2 separate regions of the Homo sapiens genome follow, and region 2 is linked to region 1. A link is a contact called in ENCODE Hi-C or POLR2A ChIA-PET data. All regions are on one chromosome and are shown on one strand. Each heading gives the region's core, a stretch centred on a gene start or an enhancer-like site at or near the end of the contact. The rest is flanking DNA. Distances are from core to core; before and after follow the strand shown.

The links. Hi-C counts contacts between places; a loop is a spot of excess contacts on that map. ChIA-PET counts read pairs that join two places held with the same protein, here RNA polymerase II (POLR2A). Pooled maps may share reads with other maps.
Region 2: a loop to region 1 is called in a map with no recorded cell type, with 4 times the contacts of the local background. The contact joins two enhancer-like sites. A Hi-C loop is called at or near these places in 3 of 37 single-sample maps with no recorded cell type and 7 of 50 pooled maps. POLR2A ChIA-PET finds 5 or more read pairs at or near these places in 6 of 52 experiments (GM10248, H1, IMR-90 and 2 more).

What each region holds. Positions count from the first base shown.
Region 1 is chr4:184,447,538-184,452,224 of GRCh38, forward strand. All of the region lies in intron 1 of IRF2 (interferon regulatory factor 2), which reads right to left. Among named protein-coding and RNA genes, the nearest start is that of IRF2, 25 kb to the right of the region's middle. Within about 2 kb of position 1,479, at least 28 of the 41 ENCODE cell types and tissues checked have a DNase peak (open chromatin) inside an H3K27ac peak, as active enhancers do.
Region 2 is chr4:184,505,155-184,509,484 of GRCh38, forward strand. LINC02427 (long intergenic non-protein coding RNA 2427) reads right to left here. Exons shown (of 3, transcript NR_147158.1): 2 at 4,083-4,171; 3 at 1,306-2,222. Among named protein-coding and RNA genes, the nearest start is that of LINC02427, 30 kb to the right of the region's middle. RefSeq lists an enhancer at 1,710-1,919. Within about 2 kb of position 1,602, at least 6 of the 41 ENCODE cell types and tissues checked have a DNase peak (open chromatin) inside an H3K27ac peak, as active enhancers do.

The DNA of each region.
Region 1 (4,687 bases), core at 229-2,728:
AAAATACCTCCCACAAAATATTTTTTATGACAAAGGGAAAAAGACTAACTTTATCATGGAGAAGGCTGACTGATGGCTCCTTAATTAAAAGATCAAATGAACGTTACGAATTAAGGGGCAAATCAAAAGCATGTATCACCTGTAAGGATGCAAGAAGAAGAAAGTCTCACCGCCGTGATATTCTTGTAAGAAATGCATAACCAGAAACGTCAACAAGCCCAAACGGATACACATTCTCTAAGAAAATTGCCTTGTCATTGTCAAAAGTGTCAAGTTCATGGAAGTCAAGGAATAATGAAGGAGGCAGGGCACCGAAATTCAACACCTAGCCCTGCATCAGATTCTCCTGCTGCAAGGGACATGACTGAGACATTCCAACAGGAACAGGGTCTGCGGGTGGGAGGCGACTCACACAGCGGTGCTAGTTTCCTGATTCTGATGGCCGTGCCAGGGTCTCAATGGAGACTATCTTCGTTACAGCAAAGACACATTCAAGTACTCAGGAGTGATGGGATATCAGTATTGGCAAGTTACTCTCCAAAGATGTAGAAAAATAATTCTTTGTACTATTGTTAAACTGTGGTGGAAGTCTGAAATTAGCTCAAAAGAAAACGACTTGGCCAGAAAGACAATACCAAGTAGGTAAGTAATTTCCAGTACAGAGGGAAAGACGACGACAGCCTTTCTGCAAATACAACAAACTCTAGGAAACCCCCTTTGTGGTGCTTAAATGAAGCTGCTGGCGGTTTATTCGTCCTCCGTGCACCAGGATGGTATTAATAAGCACATGCATCAATCACTTTATCTATCCATCCATAAGGGGCAGCTTAATCAAGCAACAATTAGCTGAACAAGGAGGCTCTAAGCTTCATTTCCTGGGGGAGATGAGGAGTGATGGTCCATAATTCATTTAAATTGTTCAGTTGTGTAGAAGAGGAGAAATAAGACGGCCAAAGAGCTCTCGTGCGTATTTGAGAGAAAAGCGCTCAGATTTAGGCGCCAAAGATTTACCTCCAGCCAAACTTCTGTGCTAATTCAATAGAAGTTATTTATGTTTTATATTTTAAAGCACAGAATTGGTTTCCAAGTCACTCTGCCTCACCTCAAAGTTAAGGTGGAAGAAAAACCGCCAGAAGTGCCATCGCTGGGTCACTGATAGATTTGCAAATTGTAGATGTTTGTCCTCCAGAGGCCCCTCCACCACCAGTTCTCTGCAGGACACTTCAGGGTTCCCAGCGCCCCAAATCTGGCATTCCCAGAATAGTTTCATTTTCGATCATGACAACAGTTCCCACTCCCACAGCTTTTCAAGCACTTGGCTCAGGGAAGACCCACTAGGAGTAAGGGCTTTGCTTTTTGTTTCTTGTTTACAACGTTTCCTCGACGTGTGCAAGACGGAAGCCTGAACAACTGTCAGTTCCACTTGCTCGTACTTGGCTGAACACTGCAGTTACTCCCCTGGCCTCGGACTCCGGAGAAGAGCACACAGCACTGTCCAAGAACAGCTCCCACACTGAGAACAGAAACCGAAACCAGGGGTGAAGAACCGATCCTTCCTTCCACAAAGCCTGGACCAGGCAGCCATTCAGACTGCTCTCCTCGGCCCCCAACCCCAACCCAGCTCTGCCCTACAGCCAGAACACCCTTCCAAAAGCACAAACAGACTCTCATCATTCCACTGCCTAAAGCCTGTCCTTACCCCACAAGCCTCCAGCGAGGGGTCCGTCCCAAGTCTCTGCGTCTGTCACCCCTCAGCCTCAAGAGCATCCCCTCTCCCAAGCTAACTCTTACTCATTTTTCAGATTTGGCTTCAAAGTCACTTGACAGCAAACCTTCTCCATTTCACCAGGCCAGGCCCCCAAATCTGTAGACAAGAATCTCCATGAGGACCAAAGTCAATTCTGTTTTGTTCACCATGCTATTCCCAGGGCCCAGAGTACGGCAGAGGCCAACGCTCAATAAATATTAGTTGACTAAATAATGAACTTGCTATATACGCCCAGCACAGTGATACGCAATGACGGAAGGAGCTTGCAGCCTAGAAAGAGAAGACAGGGACACAGGCAATCACAGTGAGGAGAAGGATGAACTGCCATCAAAAGAAGCGTGCACCAATGCGTGGGAAATGCCATCTAGACAGGCAGTCGGGGATACCTTACCAATAATGCTTTAAATGACTTTAGGTTTTCAAGATACAATCTGGAATGTTGTTTATGTAGATCTTGTTTATTTTATACATGGGAATTCACTAGAAATGTACTGATGTTCACCAACACTGCGCTGGCCGTTACCAAGAACTATGGTATGTGGTTAGTATGGTGACCAAGCCAAAATGGAGCACTTCTGAATGTGAATGGGGTCTCATTAATACTGACACCTGAAACAGATATAAAGAGCGACTGTTCCTGGAAACACCAGGATGTGAGAAGCCTCTGGTTGTAGGGGCTAGGTATACTGACGCAGGCTCACCGTCTTCTATTCAAAATCTTGGGGCCAGATAAAGTCTTCAGAATTCAAAAGTGTGTGGATGTTAGCAAGATAATGCGGTACACATACCATATACCACAAGGAACAAAACACCCCGGAAAGTAATTAGGGCAGAACCCCTTAATCCAACACAGTTAATATTTCTGCAGTGAAACACGAACATTCACACTGATTGGGATAAATAAAAGCTATGAATAGCTTCATGTCAATTCAGGGCAGACTATCCTGCCAAATGAGTCATGATAATAACTTTCAGTTTCAGAGCATTTTGGATTGCAAATAAGGGATTTGGGGCTTGCAGTAGATTTCAAGTTATTTCAATCTTTGGAATATATTATTGTTATCACGCTACACGAAAAATCAGCATCATTTTCCTTAAACTGTATTTATATTACACATTAATCTGGCACACACTAGGCTTAATGTAGTGAATAATAGCACTGTTTAGTTCTGAAATGAAAAAATGTAATGCAAACTATTTCTGCTTATTAGAAAGTGGAAAAATACTTTTCCTAAATATTTTTATAAAATTTGAAATCTTAAGTAGCCATTTAAAAGTATTATTTCCTTTAAGTCGAGTTTACCTAACAATACGTATGTGCTTTACCTTACCAATCAAATACATAAAATACTTATAAAATAAGAAAAGCTTTAAATATTTAGATTCAAAATTTCTTTAAAATAGTCTCCCTAAGGTTCCTTTATGATGGCATTTGTAATATCATTGTTCTTTCTCCATGACATTCTAAATATTTGATTTAAAAACTAAAGTTATTATAAAAATACCTTTCCAAGGATCACGTTAAATGGCATTTGTTTGTTTGTTTGTTTGTTGCTGTGCATGCCCTATGAATGACATCCACACCGTCCACTGAGACCAGTACGTAAGCAACTGCTCCATTTCACATGCCCTCCTCCTCCACGGAAGCCCTGGTGCAAACCGAAAAGACTAAATACCCAGAAGCACAAATGCAAAAACAGACACAGGAATTGTCTGGCAAGTTTACCTCCTCCATTTCTTTTATCACGTAATTTTGAATCAAATGGCAAATATTATGCAACGTGAGAAGTTGAAAAGCACTGAACTGTTTAGATTCCATGGTACTTGGGTAGAAATTCAGTTCAAAGAGGCACATACTTCCTCATGAAAGTGTGAAGAAAGAAGAAACTCTAAAGGTAAAGAGGGTCAAGGTGAAGGGGCCCCAGAGACCTTCCTACCATAAGGGCCAAGGTACTTAAATCAGCTTCTACATTTGCAGGCACTGAATTGTTTATAAATATATACATGCAAAAGTCCAAAGTTGCTTCACAAAATTGTTCTCCTGATGTCTAGGGAGATAATAGTGGTGGTGGGGATTGTGAGAGCAATGACTATTCACTGGGCACCCATGATGCACTCAGCATTAAACTCTATACATTATCTCATTTAACCCTCACAGTAACCCCATGGGGTCGTTCTCATTACTATCCTCATTTTAAAAGGGTGCTCTGGCTTAGCCCATGCCAAAGCTGACTCTAGGTCATCAAACTCCATTATCATGAGAACTGAGGATCCAAAAATGGGCTTCATCTTCAGGGGTATTCTTGGTAATATAGAACCCCTGGGATATAGTATTTTTCTACATGTGCCATTGATCCTGAAACATAAATGCTAGGAAACTGGTTTCCTTCCCCAGCTGGCACTGGACACCACACTAGTTCCTATGGTTGTCTCCTCCTGTCAGGAAAGTGAACATTGAAGTCCCCCAGGCCCACAGATCAGAAAGAAAACACAAGCCAGAATGTTCCCTGGGGCCCTTCCCAACACTTTCTGCTTGCTCAGTCTTTGTTCAGAGTGAAAGGCAATTAAAAATACAAATCCCCCATAAACAGGGATGGAACAAGAAGATAAGTTAGCAGCTGTCTGGGACTCTTCCTAAAAGAGGAAGCCTTTTGACCCTGTATGACCCTAGGGTTGCACCAATAAAAACATACACATTTTTTGCAATCTCTCACACCAAATGCAGCAGCAAAGACAAGCAAGGGTTTAAAGCCTGAAATCCCTACACAATCTCTGTAAAACCTTCACACCTCTATTTGGAGACCCTCCTCAGGTGATGTAGGGACCCAGGCCAGGCCCAAGTCCCCCCAGCACTGCAGTCATGGGAAATGATGCTGGCAGAGGTGACAGGGGCAACGACAGCAGCACAGGGGCACAGGA
Region 2 (4,330 bases), core at 352-2,851, 58 kb after region 1:
AAACAGGGAGAGTGTGAAAGATGAATACTGGATGTTTTCCAGGACTTTGCACAGTCATTCATATGCATATATACCTTGCAAATTTCCAAGAAGAAAATATAGCATGTGGCATGTCTCAAACTTGATTGTTCTATAGAAAATGTTATGAGCTCAACTGTGTCTCCCTAAAACTCACATATTGAAGCTCTAACCCCCAGTACCTTAGAATGTGATGGTATTTGAAGATAAGCCTTTTAAAATGGGAATTAAGGTAAAAGGGGGTCAGGAAAGTGGGCCCTAATCCAGTTTGACTGGTGTCCTTATAAGAAGAGGAGGCTAGGACACAGACACAGACACTACACGTGTGCACACACAGACGAATGACCATGTGAACACACAGCAAGAAAGCAGCCACCTGCAAGCTGCCGGGCGTGGTGGCTCACACCTGTAATCCCAGCACTTTGGGAGGCCGAAGCAGGTGGATCACGAAGTCCTGAGTTTGAGATCAGCCTGATCAACATGGTGAAACCCCATCTCTACTAAAAATACAAAAATTAGCTGGGCGTGGTGGCAGGCACCTGTAATCCCAGCTATTCAGGAGGCTGAGGCAGGAGAATCGCTTGAACCCAGGAGGCAGAGGCTGCAGTGAGCTGAGATTGCGCCACTGCACTCCAGCCTGGGTGACAGAGTGAGACTCCATCTCAAAGAAAAAAAAAGAAAAAAGAAAAGAAAACAGCCACCTGCAAGCCAAGGAGAGAGGATTCAGAGAAACCAAGCCTGCCAATATCTTGGTCCTGAACACCCTGCCTGCAGAACTGTGAGAAATCAATTTCTGTTGTTAAAGCTCCCGTCCATGGTGTTTTGTTACGGCAGCCCTAGCAAACTCATGCAGAAAACCTCTTACTATCTGCATGATCTGTTTAGGATGTGCTGAAATAGTATTATTCACCATTTCAATACTATTTTATTTATTTATTTTTATTTTTATTTTTTTGAGATAGAATCTTGTTCTGTCACCCAGGCTGGGGTGCAATGGCACGATCTTGGCTCACTGCACCCTCCACCTCCTGAGTTCAAGCGATTCTCCTGCCTCAGCTTCCCGAGGAGCTAGGATTACAGGCACGTACCACCACGCCCAGCTAATTTTTGTGGTTTTTTCTAGTAGAGATTGGGTTTCACCATGTTGGCCAGGCTGGTCTGGAACTCCTGACCTCAGGTGATCCGCCCACCTCAGTCTCCCAAAGTGCTAGGATTACAGGCGTGAGCCACTGCACCCGGCCCAATACTATTTTATTAAAGCTTTTCTATTTTCTTATTTTCTAAAAATAAGTTTATTTTTATTTATTGGTTATCTAGTATCACTGATTTCTAAGTACTAACTTTCCCCATCTTTGTGTGAGTTCTTTGCACCTGATTCACATAAATCCTTGAATGGTACCTACTCTATAAATAGACAAACGCTTCCCGTGCATTCTCAGCCTGCATTCATAATCCCTCCCTAACCAGCCACTGCGGTGGCTTTGTACTGTGTCAATGTACCTAAGCTGAACTATGTTTCTCAGAAAATCTGAGCAAAATTTGGAAGGCAGAAGTGAAACAGCAGTCATATTTACAGTCAAAGTCTGTGTAGGGCCAGGCGCTGTGGTGGCTCACACACAATGCCAGGCAGCCACTGGCTCAATGTATTGGTACAGGGCAGCAGCTGTGCCTGCAGTTCCTCCAGCTCCCACCAGAACTGCTTCTTCAGCTTCACTGAATCTTGGGTTTATGAGCAATTCCATGGTGAAGGGCACCAGCTCCTCTGCAGGTCATCTTCATCATCAGCGCTGGAGTGTTGGAGGCCTGAGAGGCTGACGTGGAAGACATCAGTTTCAGTCCATCCACAGGAGTTCCATCTCCTCCCTGCAGGTGCAGCTCACGCCTACTCTCTCCCACTGCACATCCATTTGCCAGCCCTGCTGACTTCAGGCCCACTTCTGGACACAGGGGCAGCAGGTTGCAGCTTTCATAACAATGTGTATCCTAATCTCTTTAATAAATTCCTTGTTTTGCTCAAGGTGGTTTTGCTTCTCTGATCAAACTTTAATGATACAGATTTTGGAAACATCATAGGTGCTGCTGCAGTTAAAAACCTAAAATGTGTGGCACTGGCTTTGGGGCCAGGCAGCGAATAGAAGGTAGAGGGGCCTTGAGAAGTCTGTCAGTGAGGCCTTCAATAAATATGATGAAAATATTGTTGAAACCTGGAAGAAGGAAGACAGGTTTGTGTAGCGGTGGGAAGTTTAGCAACATTGAAACCCAAGATAACTTGGAAAATAGAAAATGTATCAATGAGCTGTATGACTGAGTGGAGGGAATTGACAGGCACACGGGCCACCTAACTTCTAGCTGCCACAATAAAATAAGAGAGAATGGGCCAGGCGCGGTGGCTCACACTTGTAATCCCAGCACTTTGGGAGGCCGAGGCGAGCAAATCACGAGGTCAGGAGTTCAAGACCAACCTGGCCAACATGGAGAAACCCCGTTTCTACTAAAAATACAAAAATTATCAGGGCCTAGTGGCGGACGCCTGTAATCCCAGCTACGTGGGAGGCTGAGGCAGGAGAACTGCTTGAATCCGGGAGTCAGAGGTTGAAGTGAGCCGAGATTGTACCGCTGCACTCCAGCCTGGGCAACAGAGTAAGACTCCATCTCGAAAAAAAAAAAAGAAATGAAAATAAAAAATAAAAATAAATAGGCTGGGCGCGGTGGCTCACGCCTGTAATCCCAGCTACTTGGGAGGCTGAGGCAGGAGAACTGCTTGAATCCAGGAGTCAGAGGTTGAAGTGAGCTGAGATCGTACCAATGCACTGCAGCCTGGGCGACAGAGTAAGACTCCGTCTCGAAAAAAAATAAAAAGAAATGAAAATAAAAATAAAAATGAGTAGGCCGGGCGCGGTGGCTCACGCCTGTAATGCCAGCACTTTGGGAGGCCGAGGCGGGCAGATCAGGAGGTCAGGAGATCGAGACCATCCTGACTAACATGTTGAAACCCCATCTCTACTAAAAATACAAAAAAAATTAGCCTTCTGTGGTGGCGGGCACCTGTAATCCCAGCTACTCAGGAGACTGAGGCAGGAGAATGGCGTGAACCCGGGAGGTGGAGCTCGCAGTGAGCCGAGATCGCGCCGCTGCACTCCAGCCTGGGCAACAGAGAGAGACTCCATCTCAAAAAAGTAAATAAATAAAATTAAAAATAAATAAAAAATAAGAGAGAATGGATATGAGCTAAGGAACCCATGGCAAAATATAAAGGTGGCAGGACTTGCAGGATTTGAAAAAAGGAAAAAAAAAAAAATGGTTTGCCATTCCCAGCCTCTCCAAATGGCAAACATCTCAAAAATTAAGAAATGGCTTGTGGATCTGGTTCTAGTTAAAATGGAGTGAGCCGATGCCATGGTAGCTCCCCAACAGGTTACTTCTAAGAACCCCAGAGTGGATACATAAAGCAACTTAATAGGGACTCTGCAAGGAAAAAACAGCAGGTGGGTTGGAGAGGGAGAGCCGAACTCCAAGAAAGATGAATAAGGTGGTAAGTTTCCTCTTCTTCCCCTTCCATGTCTCTTGACATAGATTCAGGGCAGCCAAACCCAGAACTGCTTAAGTGGCAGGGACAGGAAACATTTCAAGAGAAATTCTCTCTTTCCAATCAATGGAATAGGAACAGGCATCCCTGCATGGCAGAGCAAGTGAGGGAAACCTGGCTTTATTCCATCCTGACCTGTCCCGATGCCATAAAAGAGTAAGACTTAGGGGTCTTTGGTGGGAGATGAGTGTATTTTGCATGTGGGAAGGGTGTGAGTTATTTGCCAGAGGACAGGCTGGTGGACTAACGTGATCCAAAGATGGTGTGAGAGCACCCCTCGGCCCACATGCTGTTTTCATAATGTGATCTTGTCACCTCCCATCAAGAGGTGAAGTCTATGTCCCTTCCCCTTGAACCTGGGTGGGCTTTTGTGCCTGCTTTAACCAATAGAGGATGGGAAAAGTGACACTCTGTGACTCTAAGACTAGATTATAAAAGGCAATGCCATATCCTACTGGCTTTTTCTTGGGATACTCACTCTTGGAAACCAGTGGCCGTGGTGTCAGGAAGCCCACACCACACGTTGAAGCCCCAGCTGAAGTCCTGTTAGTCCCAGTAATCCTCAGACTGTAGGAGATAATAAGAATGAATGAATTTTTTTATTTTATGCCACTAAAGTTGTGATTGTTTGTTATAAAGGAATAGCTATATAACTCTCCCCAAAGACCTGAACTGTAAAGCAGGAAGCCAATTTATTACTTTATAAGAAAGATTAGGTCTTTCCAA